Regions from separate parts of the Homo sapiens genome. Here region 1 is linked to region 2. A link is an interaction called in ENCODE POLR2A ChIA-PET data of the cell type or tissue named here. Cell type or tissue: OCI-LY7. All regions are shown on one strand.

The links. Peaks named below come from ENCODE experiments on the same cell type or tissue, not always from the same donor. Only the 100,000 strongest peaks of a DNase experiment are listed, where the experiment ranks them.
Region 1: POLR2A ChIA-PET joins it to region 2 with 25 read pairs; 2 of 35 experiments call an interaction of 5 or more read pairs at or near these places.

The regions. Positions count from the first base shown.
Region 1 is chr1:37,026,018-37,034,017 of GRCh38, reverse strand. It overlaps GRIK3 (glutamate ionotropic receptor kainate type subunit 3), which reads left to right. Exons shown (of 16, transcript NM_000831.4): 1 at 1-24. Among named protein-coding and RNA genes, the nearest start is that of GRIK3, 4.5 kb to the left of the region's middle. RefSeq lists enhancers at 1-848, 849-1,748, 4,730-4,779. In OCI-LY7, CTCF peaks have their summits at 4,680 and 4,879 (motif pointing right); DNase peaks (open chromatin) are centred at 3,417 and 4,577; H3K4me3 peaks cover 6,142 bases; H3K27ac peaks cover 6,408 bases.
Region 2 is chr1:36,951,722-36,959,721 of GRCh38, reverse strand. The region is part of intron 1 of GRIK3 (glutamate ionotropic receptor kainate type subunit 3); the gene reads left to right. Among named protein-coding and RNA genes, the nearest start is that of GRIK3, 79 kb to the left of the region's middle. RefSeq lists an enhancer at 228-794. In OCI-LY7, no CTCF peak of the experiment used is centred here; DNase peaks (open chromatin) are centred at 2,991, 4,511, 5,341 and 7,731; H3K4me3 peaks cover 3,267 bases; H3K27ac peaks cover 5,803 bases.

The DNA.
Region 1 (8,000 bases), 74 kb before region 2:
GGATGCCCCACGTCATCCGGATCGGTAAGCGCTCCCTGGAGCCGGGGGTCTCCGTGCGCCCGGGAGGGGGCGGGAATGAGGGGGCCTCCCAACGCGTTCCGGAGAGATTTTCCTAACCTCTCTCCGAGCTGCTGAGCCGATCGGTGACCACCAGGAGCTCCTCCCTGTGAGGACAAAGTTCCAGAGTCGGGGTCACGGGCCTTACTTATTGGGGAGGAGGCCGCCGGGCCGCAGTGGGCGAGGGGCCCTTGGCGCGCTCCTGGGAGGTCAGACCTGGCACAGTGTGGCGAAGGTTTCCAGTGCGATCCCGAGTCGAGGGCGCATTTCGCGGTGACTGCCAGCATGAACCGCAGCCGACCGAGTTCTGCGATCGGGCTTCTCCGCAGAGTGGGGACCCTGGGGAAGGCGCCAACTTCTCTCCTCTGCCCACCTCACTCCCCGCGGGCCCTTCGTCCCCACCTCTGGCATAGCTCGAGCAGCCGCAGCGAGGTCGCAGGGCACAGATTCGCATGACGAGGGCAGCCGGTCTTCTCTCCTGGTGGTCGCCCTTGGCCTCGGTGGTACCGGTTCAGCCCCGTGCCATGGGGCGGGGGTTGGGGGAGCAGGACCCCGCTGCCCGCTGCAGCTGGTCCCTCGGGGCCAAGGCCTCTCTCCCGCCTGGGGCAGTGCAGGTAGAGGGAAGGGACGATGGAGGCCGCCCAGTGCGGCCCGGGCAGGCGGCCCAGGGACGCCAGCGGTTTTTAAAGTTAGCCCGAATTCCTCCGCAGCTGGCGGCGGCTGGCGGGGCTGCGCGCGGCTTTCCGGGGCTCCGGCTTCTCCGCGTCTCTTCTCGCCGGAGACTCTTACTCCGGTCTTTAACTTTGTTGTGGCCGCCCAAGGCACCCTGCAGGCCTGAGCGCCGCGCATGTCCCGGGCCGACGACCGGCAGGGCTGGGCCTGGCCGGGCTAAGACGGAGCCTCCATCACCGCAGGCCCTGCGCCCGCCACCAGGCCGGACACCTGGGCCGCCTGGGTTCACTCGGCGCCAGCACCAGCGCCTGGCACCAGGCGAGCCGGACTCCGCCGAGCCAGGGCCACCTTCCTCCTCTACAGCTCTTCTTCAGGGCGGACCTTGGGCTGCCAGCGGCGTGAAAGAGGTGCCGGAACCGGTGTCGGGCTTGGTTTCCGTACTTGAGATTTTCCTAGGAGGCGGTCAGAAACCCAGCGGGTGGGTCTCCTCCTGGGCGGCCGCCCGGGAGCCGGACCCTCTTGAACACCATCTGGATGGGGCAGAGCACAGTCCTCAGCTCTGCCCACGCTGAGATCTTTCGGTCCATGCCCAGGACCCTGGCAGGCAAACACCAGCACCGGAGGCAGAGGAGGCCAGGCACGGGAGGGGACACTGGGGACAACCCTTATGGTCAGGCTTAACCCTTTGCAGCCCAGCCTGGTTGCTCCTGACAACCGAAATGTCTTCTATCTCTGTGCCTTTGCCTGCCCCAAGCCCAGCCTGGCACCATTCCAGGGGCAGGAAGCCTCCCCTTCCCCCCCCAGTAATGGACCAGCACTTCCTTTATTCCCTGTCTCCTTCCCTCTGCTTTTTTGGGGGCCTGCGTCGTAGGGTGTCCTTGGGGAAAAAGGTGGGGGGACTGAGAGGGTGCTATTTGCCCATCGCACGGATTGCAGTTCCCTTTTCCTTGATCCTTCTTCCACAGGGGTGGGATGGGTGTGCTCCCAGCCCAGCCTCAGGGATGGAAGTCTTTGGAGGCCCAGAAGGACAGGCTACCGTAAGGGCAGCCTCAGAGGGATAAGCTGGGAAGGCGCAGGATGATGTATCCTTACTGTGAAATTGAATGGGTTAGGGAGTTCCTCCCAGCCCTTAGGAAGAGCATCCCCAAGCCTGCCCGCCCTTTCTTGGGTTCAGCGTGTAATAATGAAATTAAAGGATGGCAGAGCCCTCCTCTCTTCTAATCTTCTTCGTATTAAGCCCCAGGATTAATTAGCGTGTCAGCCCAGGTCATTTATATCCAAGAGCCCTGCCCCATTTGATTCTCAGCCCATGGACTGGGGTGTTGTGCCTGCGCCAAACGTGACTGCCAGAGCTGTGCCAGTTTGGGCGGAGGATGGGAGGACTCTGAGGCCTCTGGAGACTCCTGGGGAGCTGAGTTTCTGTCCTTCTGAGCCCCTGCTTGAACCCCAGCTGGAGCCAGGGAGCTACAGTGGACATGGACAGAAAGAGCGAGCGAGCGAGAGAGAGAGAATCTCATGCTAAAATCCAAACACACCACCTTGGCTGGGCCCAGTGCCCTCTCCCTTTTCCCATCCCCCCCATCCCTGGGATCTCAGGGTTCTGGCTGGGGCTTTAAGAATTTAGGCCCTCTGGAGTGTGCTAGGTGCTTCTGATTCTCAAGACTGGCACCTGAGCCGGCTGAGCTTGGAGCTGAATGCTTCTCCAGCAGCCAGGCATCGCCGAGCACCAGCCCGGAGAGGGCTTTCTTGCAGGTGCCAGAGGGGCTCTCTGGGCTGAGGAGCATCGTACCCACCCCCTCTCTTTGTGCCTCTTTTGGGGGCTGAAATTTCCTCTTAGACAAGGAGATGGATAGCTCAGCAGTGTGACAGAGTGTTCAAACAATCCGTCTTGAATAGATGAATTGCATTGCTCTGTCTTTTTGTAATTGTGTCTATCAGAAGGAGAGGTCAAGGCATTGATTGCTTGGATGGTTTGCAAGTAACAAAAGAGAGTGAGGGAGAGAGCAAGGGAGAGAGAATGATTGGATTGTAGTCTGCGAGAAAAAATGATCATTGATTATTTTATGTGAATATGTGGAAGATGTATTCTATGTATGATTATCAAATGTTGTGCATTGAAGGTTTTCAAGCCATATTGTTTGGCATTTTATTATTATTATCGTCGTTATTATTGTTTGGGTGAATCCCAGTCTTAACTTACGGAAGGCAGTTTAATGCATAGATTCTCTCAGCCAAACGGGCTTCAGTGACCTCCCGTGGGGACCTGAATTTCCAGGTTACCTGACCCCAAATCTGTAGTGGAGGGGCTGCTGGACTTGGAGCCAGGAGGTCTGGGTTTTCTGCTGCATCTGCCACCAGTTTGTTGGGCCATTTCCATCAAATCACACCTCTCCCTGGCACCCCAGGCCTCAGTTTCTCCATCTGTAAACTATTTGGTTGGCCTTAATGGTTGGTATGTTCTGTGGTTTCAAAGTTCCCTTTAGTGCAGGCTGGCGGGCACTGTTATGCCATTGTAGGTTTCATGGTTAGTTCTCTCCTCATGTTATGGGCATATGTAGGATTGAGGGCCAGCCTGGAATTTGAAAAGGGAACTAGACAGTGGTGGCAGCAGCTGGGGAAGCCTGGCCAGCTCTTCTGTGTGTTGAGGAGCTCAAGTGGATGGTGGCGATCTCCAGCCAGCCAGTGGGGAGGTTTGAAGCCAAATGACTGCAGAGACATAAAGCAGGTGTTGGGGGGGGGGAGGGGGTGGGGGGTGGGGAAAAGGAAGGGTTGGCCCAGCTCTGGACTCTGAGCATCTACAGATAGAGCAGAACTGAGCTGCAAGGTCCTGAGTTTCCTGAATATACAGGGGCCCAGCAGGCAACAGCAGCCGATCCCTGGGGAGAGACACCCCCTCCCTCAGAGTTCCCAAACCGGCCTCATCTGTAACTCCTATGACTGGTTCACCCAAATTATCCTAAACATTCATCTCTTGAGTTTGGGAGCCGCTGTGTATAAAACAATGAGAAATTTCTCACAGTGACTGGTGATGCGCTGAAACATCGCTGCCTTGTAGGAGCAGACAGCAGCTGAATGAAGATCAATAGGGTTTTCCCCCCTGGAAGTAAATAGCTTCAGACAAGACCTGGGAGTGGCCCGCGGGGCCTTAGAGAGCATTAACTTGAGGAATTTCTACCTCCACTTTTCAGCCCAGCTGCTGCTGTTAGCCCCAGCTTTCCTCCTTCTCAACTGGAGTTTAATTTTCTTCCTGATGCCTGCCTCGCACTTCGCTAAACAGTCTTTTGATGTCAGAATGACCTAGGGTCTTTAGAGGTGGTTTATGCAAGGTGAGCCAGGCACCCTGGCCTCACTAGGCTCTTCCAAGGTCACCTGCATCCTCCTGTAGCCGGCAGGATGGCTGACCTCAGAAGTCCAGCTCATGTGCTGTTTTCAAAGGGCTTTGCAGGATGGCTCTTTATCCCCGACCCCTCCAGAAATGCAAGCTGCCTCCAACCACTCCAGAAATGCAAGCTGCCTAGTGGCTTTTAGGATCCTTTGTGGGGCTGTAAGCCTTCCTGAATCCCCACGTTCCCACAGGCACTCTGTGCCTGTCCCAGGAAACAGTCCCCTCCATGGGGGAGGAAGCACAGATGCCCCCGTGGGCTGTGGAACTACCCCTCCTCTTGAGAGAAGTATAAGGCCATATGTAGGACAGACTGCAGGCCTGCTTGGTGAAGGGGGTTCTTTTAGCAGGAGACCTGTTTGATCTCAGTGACTGGGACTGTTTCTGGTCTGCTGAGGTGGCGCCTCCTCTACTTGCCACAGCAGCTGCCCCTGTCTCTTCCTTGCAGCTGCAGCCTGGCTTGCCTTGCTTGCTCAGGACCTTCCAGAGGGAACTGAAACAGCGGGTGCTTCACTCCACTGGGCAGCACGGAGAGGAACTGGGGGACTTTGCACACCCCGCCTGGCAACAGAGAGGACCAATGTTGCAGGAGCAGGGCCCTCGTTGAGGCTAGCACCCAGCAGGCACTCGCTTGTCCTCCAGAGGCCAGTGTGGTAGGGCTGCAGCTCTGGGAAGACAGATGCACTAAGGGCCTGCCTGGTATGGAAACGGAGCTGATGCGGATGGGGCTGGCGCCTTGGCCTTGGGCTTGATTCCTGGAATCGCTCTTCTCCCAGGTGCTGATTCTTCAGCAGCAGCACCAGAGGGCAGTGTGCCTGTGCTGAGACGGCCACCGCAGTGTCTTCTGCCTGGGGCCCCACCTGGGTCTGGAGCAAAATCAAAATAATGAAACAACAATGACAACAGCCATATGATGGCTCCAATTTATTGTGCAATTATTAGCCACTAAGCACTGTGCCAAATGCTTTTCAAACAATGACTCATAGTGTGGGTAAATAGTAAGTGCTCAATAAATGGAGCCATAGGGCTCTTCTCTTCATCTTAGGTAGCCTTCACAACCTACAGACATTATCCCATTTTACAGGTGAGGGAACTAAGCTTGGTGGCGTCACTTGCCCAAGATCGCACAGCCAGTGAGCGGTAGAAGTGGGATAAGAAGTATGGTGTGCCTGCCTCTGGATCCCATGCATTTAGCTGGCTGTGCCATCTGGAGATGGCAAGAAACAGTTTTTAAGGGGCTGAATGCGGTGCCCCTACCCCCACTCCCCATTCTGGTTGCTGAGTGAGGTCTCACTGGCTGGGCTATGTTGGTCCTCCTCTGGGAGGATGGCCATCTGGGCTCTACCACTCTGAATTCCACTAGCACTAGTTTTCAGTGTCAGACTGGCCTTGCTGATGAGCTGTGTGGCATATTTGCCTCCTCCAGGGCCCAGGTGTGGATGGTCTTTCCCAGCCTTCCTACCAATACACATCCTTCCATGTACTACATCCCACATTGTCCTGGCTTCTGGACTCTGCTTGAGGCTTTAATCTAAGCCCTAAATAAAGGACGGACTCACCCTTGGGTGAGGCCAGTTCACCTACAGGGATCCCACTGTTCTGGGGTCTGTAGTCTACATGTCCCCACTGGAACCACCAGGCTGTCCTCAAAGACATTGTCAAAGCCTTGAGGAAACCCAAGGGCCTCGTGTCTGTGTCTCCTTCACCTCCATCCTCCTCACCCAGGGACCTGGAAAGAGAAGGTGGTTGGAGAATTAGCTGTCTTTGTTATTCCTTCCTTCCCTCACTTCCCGTTTTCCTTCCTTAGTCCTGTTCCTTCTTGCCAACATCCCTTCAAGGCTAATAGGTTTTTATGGTCGTTTTATTTTTAAGCAAGAGTCACATCCTGACCTTCTAAATTGGGCCTGCTGCCTCTGGGTCCTGGAACATGTGTTGCTGTGTCACAGACACCGTGGGTTGGGCATGGGGACCTGGATGCAAGAGTCTTCCTAATCCACCATTCCGTCTACAAGAGCAAAGGCAAACCCAGACTTACCCTTCTCTGTCTGCAGTATTCCTTCTCCCATGGGGCCAGGGGAGCCTGGGATAATGGTGGCTGCCAGGGACTGAGCTGTCTGGAAGTGAGGGGAAGCTGCACTGCCCAAAGTCACTACAAAGGTGACAGATTTGAGACAGGCATGGTCAGAAGGGTTATGTTACTTTGCAGGGCCTCCATTTCCCCATCTGTAAAATGGGGATGATACTGCCCATTGGGTTAAATACGTGTGACGTCTTTTCAAAAGAGCTTACATGCTGTCCACACTTGAGCGTTTCTTTTTGCCCTTGGAGGAGTCTGTGCACAGGGCTGGGTGTAGGGTGATGCTAGGGAGACCTCCAGGGAGCTGACTCTAAGGAGGCCCTCAAATGAGGACCCTTTGCTTGCATGACTGACCATGAGAGGGGGTGCCTCCTTAAATCCTGGCCCTGACCCAGCATCTGAATTTGCTTCTGGAGTATGCTTTTCCTCCCACTTATCTTTGTGCTCCAGAGACAAATCCTAATTGAGCATGATTTGGAGAGATCAGACCAAATTGAGGGCCAGGGGACTGGGTTTGAGGACAACAGGTTGTTCAGATTTTCTTTTGTTTCTCATAGCCACATTTCATAGCAGCCATGCCCCTAGAGCCGTCTGCCCTTCCTTCCTTTGTTTTATTTCCTTTGGAAATCGCCTCCAGGGTCCACACTGCCTCTCCCTAGTCACAGCTCAGCTGCCCAGGTCCTTCTCCTTGCTTCCTTTGACCTTTATGCCTTGTTTACTAACAGTATTGACCTTGGCCATGGTTTTCTGGGGGTGAGTCGGTATCTAGGCTTTCTCTAATGCATGTGCATTGTGCCTCCCCCACTAGACAAGGAGCTACCCAAGGGTGTCTCAGGCCATCTCTCCCCCATCACTTCCAAGAAACAGAATGATTTTTTTTGGAGTCAATAATATATTTCATTGATTCTAAGATGGGATTTTTTTTTCACATTTTCATATCTCTGACATCAGCTCGTGTCTCACATGTCATGTCTAAGTTTACTTGCAGAATTTTTTCTTTCTTGGCACTCCAAGAAAGAATGGCATGTCTTGGGTCTGATGAAATGTGGTGGATCTATTTTTGAACGTGAGTCCAATGTGTACTTGCTGTGTGACCTTGGGGAAGTCACCGCACCTCTGAGCTTCCATTTCCTCATCTATAAAATAGAAGTATTAACGTTAGGTTGAACCACGTGCAGCTATTGTTGACCTACAAAAATCTTGTGGTTGACCCTTACAGTATTGTCTGCATAGCGTTATTGTGAGGATTAAAGGAGATAAAGTACGTAAAGCTCTTTGCATAGTGCCCGATGCTTAATAAATTTTAGGAGAAAAAAGAGAGTTCCCCAAGGGTGGGGCCACATCTCCACCGACTCTGAGCTCTGAGGCTGTCTGCATCTCATGTGCCCTTGGCTTTGTGCTAACCCCTAGTGCCCCATACTCCATGCAGCCTTGTATGTGGCATATGCCCATCGCTCACATACCCATGGGCCCTGCACTGGAGTTGGTGGGCCTAGCAGTCTGTACCAATTATTCACTGTGATAGGGAGCAACAGAGGTACCCTTTCTTGGATGCTCATAATGTCAGCTCCCAGACACCGCCTGGCCCATTATTTATGGGGTGCTTGTTCTTCCCTGATTTTGCAGCATTTTGATTAAAATGCATTTTGCATATGTTCAGAGCTGGGAAGACCCTGGTTATGGGATGTTCTTAAGGGGCTGGTCCAGAGAGTCTTGATCAGCCCTTCTCAGATGGGGAGTACAATCTCACCTCCTGGGCAGGCCACTGGAGACTGGAGAGGGTCTGAGGCTAGAGGCCCTAGGGGATAGACA
Region 2 (8,000 bases):
ACTCACAAAGCACACAGGCTCAAGGGGCACAGAGTCACAGGGCACACAGACTCACAGGGCATACAAGCTTATGGGACACATAGGCTCACAGGGCACAGAGTTACGGGGCACACAGGCTCATGGGGTACAGAGTCATGGGGCACACAGGCTCATGGAGCACACAGTCATGGGACACCCAGGCTTACAGGGCACACAGGCTCACAGGGCACACAGTCACAGGGCACACAGGCTCACAGGGCACAGAGTCAGGGGCCACACAGGCTCATGGGGCACAGAGTCACGGGGCACAGACTCACAGACTCACAGATCACAGAGGCTCATGGGGTGCAGGCTCACAGGGCACACAGACTCACAGGGCACACAGGCTCACGGGACACACAGGCTCACCGGGCACACAGAGTCATGGGGCACAGAGGCTCACAGGGCACAGGCTCACAGGCACAGGCTCACGGGGCACAGACTTACCGGACACACAGGTCATGGGACACAGAGTCATGGGGCACACAGGTTCACAGGGCACACAGGCTCACGGGACACAGAGTCATGGGACACACAGGCTCACAGGGCACACAGGCTCACAGGACACACAGGTTCATGGGGCACAGAGTCATGGGGCACAGACTCACAGACTCACAGGTCATAGACGCTCATGGGGTGCAGGCTCACAGGGCACACAGACTCACAGGGCACACAGGCTCATGGGGCACAGAGTCACGGGGCACAGACTCACAAACTCACAGGTCACAGAGGCTCATGGGGTGCAGGCTCACAGGGCACACAGGCTCACAGGGCACACAGGCTCATGGGGCACAGAGTCACAAGGCACAGACTCACAGGGCACACAGGCTCACAGGACACACAGGCTCATGGGGCACAGAGTCACAAGGCACAGACTCACAGGGCACACAGGCTCACGGGACACAGGCTCATTGGGCACACAGTCACAGGGCACACAGGCTCGCAGGGCACACAGGTTCATGGGACACACAGGCTCACGGGGCACAGAGTCATGGGGCACAGAGTCACAAGGCACAGACTCACAGGGCACACAGGCTCACGGGACACAGGCTCATTGGGCACACAGTCACAGGGCACACAGGCTCACAGGGCACACAGGTTCACAGGACACATAGGCTCACAGGGCACAGAGTCACAGGGCACAGACTCACAGGGCACACAGGCTCACGGGACACACAGGCTTATGGGGCACAGACTCATGGAGCACAGACTCACAGAGCACACAGACTTAGGGGGCACAGACTCACAGGGCACACAGACTCGGGGCACAGAGTCACGGGGCACAGACTCACGGGGCACACAGGCTCACAGGGCGCAGATTCAAAGAGCACACAGGCTCATGGAGCAAAGATTCAAAGAGCACACAGGCTCATGGGGCACAGACTCACCGGGCACACAGACTCAGGGGGCACAGAGTCATGGGGCACACAGACTCACGGGGCACAGAGTCATGGGACACACAGGCTCACGGGGCACACAGGCTCACGGGGCACAGACTCACAGGGCACACAGACTCAGGGGCACAGACTCACAGGGCACACAGACTCAGGGCACAGAGTCACGGGGCACACAGACTCATGGGACACAGACTCACGGGGCACACAGGCTCACAGGGCGCAGATTCAAAGAGCACACAGGCTCACGGAGCAAAGATTCAAAGAGCACACAGGCTCATGGGGCACAGACTCACCGGGCACACAGACTCAGGGGGCACAGAGTCATGGGGCACACAGACTCACGGGGCACAGAGTCATGGGACACACAGGCTCATGGGGCACACAGGCTCACGGGGCACAGACTCACAGGGCACACAGACTCAGGGGCACAGAGTCACGGGGCACACAGACTCACGGGGCACAGAGTCATGGGACACACAGGCTCACGGGACACATAGGTTCATTGGGCACAGAGTCACGGGGCACAGACTCATGGGACACACATGCTCACAGGACACACAGGCTTATGGGGCACAGACTCACAGAGCACACAGGCTCACGGGGCACACAGGCTCATGGGGCACAGAGTCACGGGGCACAGACTCACAGATCACAGATGCTCATGGGGCACAGGCTTACGGGGCACAGTCACAGGGCACACAGGCTCACGGGGCACAGAGACTCACAGGGCACAGACTCACAGAGCACACAGGCTCACGGGGCACAGGACACGGGGCACACAGGCTTATGGGGCACAGAGTCATGGGGCACACAGGCTCACGGGGCACAGACTCACAGAGCACATAGGCTCACAGGGCACAGACTCACAGAGCACAGAGGCTCATGGGGCACACAGGCTCACGGGGCACAGATTCACAGAGCACACAGGCTCACAGGGCACAGACTCAGGGGGCATAGGCTCACTGGGTACACAGGCTCACGGGGCACAAAGTCATGAGGCACACGGGCTCGTGGGGCACACAGACTCACAGAACAGGTAGGCTCACAGAGCACAGAGGCTCATGGAAGCTCCTCAGGATCACACTCCCACCTGCTGTGGAAAGTTCCCTGCAGTAAACACATGTCCCTCTCTCTCTATTGATAAGAGCACAGGCCCCCAATCAGCCAATCTGATGAGGGTTCAGGACTCAGCCCAGCCTTATTCTGGAGGCTGTTTGTCAGAGCCTCCGTTTCCATAGCTGTGTGGCATCTGCCGAAGCCTCCTGCTCTGTGGCCTGCTCCAGCAGAGGGGGTCTTGCTCCTGGTCTCCCTTGGGTGCTGGGCATCGCCCAGAGTGATGCGGGTGGAGACAGAGTGCTTTACTCACAGGACAGTGAATGAATGCATGGGTAAGTGAACGAACAATGAATGACTGCTCTCTGTAAAACAGAGGACACAAAGCTTTTTAAAAAATGTTTTATTTCAGAAAAATTTTCAAATTTTCAAAATATGCCAGAGTAGAGAGAATAGAACAGTAAGTACCATGTGTTCATCCCCCAGAGTCAATTGTTGGCCCGGGGCCAGTCTGGCTTCATACTTCCCCACTGCCTTTGTCTCATTTCACCTGAAATGTTTCCTGTGCACCTCGGGGGCTTTTGTTCTGTGCTCCCCTCACCTTCCCAAGGATGCTGGGCTCAGGGTCCGCCTCTCTCAGTTCTTTGGAAGCCTTGCAAGGATTCAGCTTGGCCATGGCATGTGATGGTCGAGAGTGGTGTGGGGTGGACATGGCCCTGGGCAGCTGTTTTCTTGGGAGCTGGGAAGCCTGGCTGCCCACACACCAGCGTGGAAGGAGTTAGCGGGTTTTTCCCTCTCCGGTGGGCATGCGGAATGCTGCCGTCTGGGTAAATTGTGGCAGTTTCACGATGAGGCTTTGAGTCATTTAAATGGCTGCTGGTGAGATGCTGCCCTGAGTCATTTCATCTTCCTAAGTAACTTTCTCTTCTGGGCTTCTGCCTATGCAGCACCTTGGCCCAGTCCCCAGCCAAGGTGGCCACCCCTTCCTACCAATCACGCTGCCTGCTTCCCACCCTCAGCCCTGTCTTCCAAGGGCCTCTTCCCCTCTCTTGCTTCCCTGGCTCAGCCATTTGCTGGCTTAGTCTGAGAAGGGGAGAGGATGATGTTGAAAAGGGCGGGGAGCAGAGTTCTAGGGCCTGCCGTCCCCCAGGCCGAGCACCCCACGGCTCAGGACTCCTCCCCCACTGAGCCACTGAAGCCCCCACAGGCCCCGCTCTGGCTGTTGGTGGAGCCTGGAGGCCTGCAGGAGGAGGTGTCACCAAGAACCTTGTCTTCCTCACCGTCACCTACCAGTTCTGAGAATCTGGTCTGATGCCGAGCCTTTGTTAAGAAGGCCTTGGCCACAGGCCATGGCTGGCCAGCCAAAACACCAGACCCTGGCCCTGGTGGCCAGCGGGGGATCCTTACTGACAGGGATGAGGTTGTGAGTCAGAAAGGCCACAGACACTCTGGATGTGTGCATGAGCACTTGCGTGAATGTGTGCAAGTGTGTCTGGTCCTGAACGCCTTGGTGTGCTGGTTGTGTCTTTGTCTACACAGCATGTGCCAGGGTGTTTCTGAGCCTTCTGTTGTTGTGTTCACATGTGTGAGTGCTTGAGGTAGCCTGTTCAGTATGCTTGGCTGCAGCTGTCCAGATATGCTTGTGTGTGAATGTATGTGCATGTGCCCTGTGTTTGTATGGAGCAGGGCAGCCTGTGTGTGCATGCGTGTTCTCCGGGGGCGGGGGTATGTCTGTGTGTGCTGTGTCTGTGGTTCTGGGTTTGAGTGATGTGCGGGGCCTCCCAGAGAGGGCCTGTGACTCAGTGCCTGTGTTCCACTGTGTGTTGGGTGCTGTGAGTGTGCCTGTCAGCCTCTGTGTATCCATCCACGTGTTTGTGTGCACGTGTGCGCTGCTCGGTGTGTGGACGGGGAAGCACAGTTTGGGTGGTGTTGGGTCAGGCCCAGCCCCTGTACCCCACCGCCCCACACCTGCCCCTTCCTGTCCTGCTGGCAGGGTTGATGACAGCCATGCCAGGCCCTACCCTTAGCCAGGTGGGCTGTCACTTATTTAGGGCTGCTATTTCAGGAGGGGAAGCAGCTGGCTGGCGGGCTGCTCATCTGAGCCTCAGCAAATCAGTGAGCTCAGGACCCACTCTGGGGTGGCCCCTCACTGCTGAAGTCTGCTTGGGGTTGGAGGCCCATGTGGCTGAGGCCTCTGTCTACCACCCTGACACCACTTATAGCACCACCATCCAATGTAGAGCTGGCTTGGGCTTCCTGCCTGTTCTCAAAGGAATAGGCCCTTACCCAGGGCTCCTATGGACCTGTGTGTGTGTGTTCGTGTGTGTGAACGTGCATGTGCACAGGTGGGTACACACAGGCATGTGTCCCTGGGTCCACACCTGCAGGCACTTGCCCACTATGCACTTATACTTGTGTGAGGAAGGGCACCTTTCTGTGGCCTGAACTCATGTGTCTGTAGCTGGTTTTTTTCTGTGATTTGTCTATGCATGTGTGTGTCCTTGTGCGTGCACAGGTGTGTACACATGTGCTTCTCTGCGTGTGTGTGGACCTGTGTATGCATATGTATGTGCATGCACACTCTTTCCCCAGCCTCCTTACAGTAATCAGGGGAACCTCAGGGACCTGTCCTTTGGAACACAGACATGTGCTACCTGTGCTCCTGCTGCTGGCCTCAGCCCCCGTCCCCACCCCAAGAGTCCTGGAGACCCACACATGCCACACAATGCTGCCTTGCCCAGAACCCTGGAGTGGCTCCCCACATGCTTTCTGTTGGCCTTCAGGGTCGGGGGCCTCCTCCAGGCCACTCTCACTTCTCCCGCAGATGACCTTTCTGGCTGCTCTGATTGGCATGTGGCTTCCTCTACTGAAAGGCATTCCGTGACTCTTCACTGAGCAAGTCCTCTGATGCTGAGGCTGTGTGCTGGGCTCCAGGAGAGGCAGCAGGGGTAATCATGGGCCAGCATTCCAAGACGTCTTAGGCTAGTGCAGTGGCAAGATCCTGGAGCTCAGATGTAAGGTGTGCTAGAGAGAGGTGAGCTTGGTGAGGGGTGAGAGCTTCCCAACAGGAATGCCCCCCTCTATCTCACCCTGAGAAGCATTCTTGTCTTTGAGAGTCCCTGGCACAGCCCCTCATCTGGTTCCCCAGCGGAAAGGATGCCCTTCGTCCCCCTTGACCCCTTGCACCTAGTAGATCCCTTTCCTCTTAGGACTAACGGTTTCCCATCATCAGAGCTTGGCTCAGCTGGCACGAAGGAAGGAGGCCAAGGGCAGTCTGACTGCAGGGGCAGTACCCTTGGGAGACAGGGGCTGGGGGTCCTCTGCCCTCTAATTGTCCTTTCCCGGCAGCTTCCCTCAATCAAGCCATTGATTTGAGGGCCCCCTCTGTGCTTCCCCTCCAGGGGAGCTTCTTCAGGGCCATGCTTTGATTGCTGCGGAGCGAGTGAAGCCTGTGTGAGCATCCCCTCTGAGCATCTCTCACCACCTGCCCTGCATCTCTGCTTGGACATCTCAAAGGCACTCAGCCCCAGCTGGCACCTTCGGGTGCCACTTCCGTGAGCTGGAAACCTGTGGGGTCCCTACCGACTCCTTCCTAGTCACCTTTCCTTTCCCCTGCCTGGTCCATGGCCCCATTGTGCAGATTCACCACCTAAGCATACCCAAGCCCTCTTCTGTCTGCCAGCAGCCTGCCCTAGGCCATTGTCATCACCACCTAAGCTCTTCTCCTTACGTATGCCCTAGCCCTCACCCTTCAATCTGTTCCACATGTGAGATCTACAATTTTGATCATGGCACTCTCCTGCTTAAAGCCATCAATAGCTCACCATTGCTTTTAGGATGACTCCTGCCCTTCACTTGGCACACTAACTCCTTTATCCTGCAGGTCTCGGCTCAACAGCATATCTGCAGGGAGGCCCCCTTGGACCTCACTCCTCTTGCCCTCTACCTGTGCCAGGCCAGGTCCTCTTGCCATCTGTTCTGCTCAAGCTGGGAACGCTCCGCACTTGCCAGAGCCCAAGGGCAGCTCCTCCTGACTAAGTGCTATGAGGCAGGGGCAGGGGGAGGGGCAAGGACAGGGCTGTCCACACGTTGTCCTCAGTGCTAGCAGTGAAGTGTTGTGTCTGCACAGACATGGAGCCCAACAGACGTGTGCTGAATGAATGCATGAGTAAAGGGCACTTGAGCACAGTCTCTTCCTCCTCCTCCCGCTCCTCCTCACCCAAGTAGTCCTGGGTCAGCCTGCAGAGCCCTTCGGAGGACACAGCATGGACACCCTGATGGTGATGCTGATTCTCCCTGTCAGCTGCCTTGTACAAGTGTTGCACGTGCTGTTCCCTCTACCTGGAGCATTTCTCTCAGGCACATAGCTCGTTCCCTCTCCTCCAGATTTGGCTTCAAGTGTTCTCACCTTGAAGAACCCTTCCCTGAACACCATGTATAAATTAGACCCCCCAACACCCAGTATTCCCTATCATCTCCTTTTGGCTTTTCCTTCCTGGCACTTATCACAATGGAATAGTCATTTATTCATTCATTCATTCATTCATATGCTTTCTCATTATCTGTTTGCCCCACCAAACTCTAAGCTCCCTGGAGGCAAGTTCCTCCCCACTGTTGACCCGGCACCCATCAGAGCCTGCTGGCACACAGTGCGTGTTCATTATGTGTGTAAATGAAGGATTGCATTATGTAACTTATTTTCCAACCCTGTCAGGGATCCACTTTAGAGATGAGAAAACTGAGGACCAGAGAAGTGAAGAAACTCACTAGTGGTCACAAAACTAATGAGAGAGGTGGTCTGGAGGTTCACATCCAGATTTGACTGATCCTATTTACTCTCATTCATTCATTCATTCATTCAGCACCTGCTCTGTGCAGAGGCCCTGTGCTGGGAACAGAGGCACAGAGATGGGATCATCACAGCTGCTGCCTGGATGACAGCTCAGTCCAGAGGGGAGGGGACTGAAGACAGTGGTCAGGAGGAGGCCCTAACGGACATCGTGGGCCCTGAGGAGACACCATGGAGGAAGGGCTCTTTGAGTAGGGTTTTGAGGGATGAGTAGGCTCTCGTGGCTGAGTGGTACGTATTGTACAGCAGAAAGAACACTGGACAGGGAATCAGGAGGCCTGTGTTCCAGTCATCCCCACTCCCTGTCACTTTGGGAAAATCACATTCCCTTGCTGACCCTGTTTCTGCATCTGCAAAGCCGGGCAGGCCCTGTGCTGACAGTCTGTGGGCTGAGGTGGCTGACTGGCAGGAACATTCATTTCCCTTCGATGCTCCTCCCCACAAGACAGAACCCACCTGGCAGAGGCCCTGGCTGTTTGGCAGAGTGGGCAGAGCATGGGGCAGCTGCCCTCTACCTGCCCTGCCTCCTGTGGTCCTCCCGCCCCTCCGCCCTCCAACCTCCTTCTCTCTGCTTCTTCCCTGTTCCCCCCATTTCTGCCCTCTCCTCTCCCTCCTCCTCGTCTTCCTCAGCCCCTTTCATCCTCTTCTCCTTCTCCCTCCCCCTTTTATTCCTCCTCTTCCTC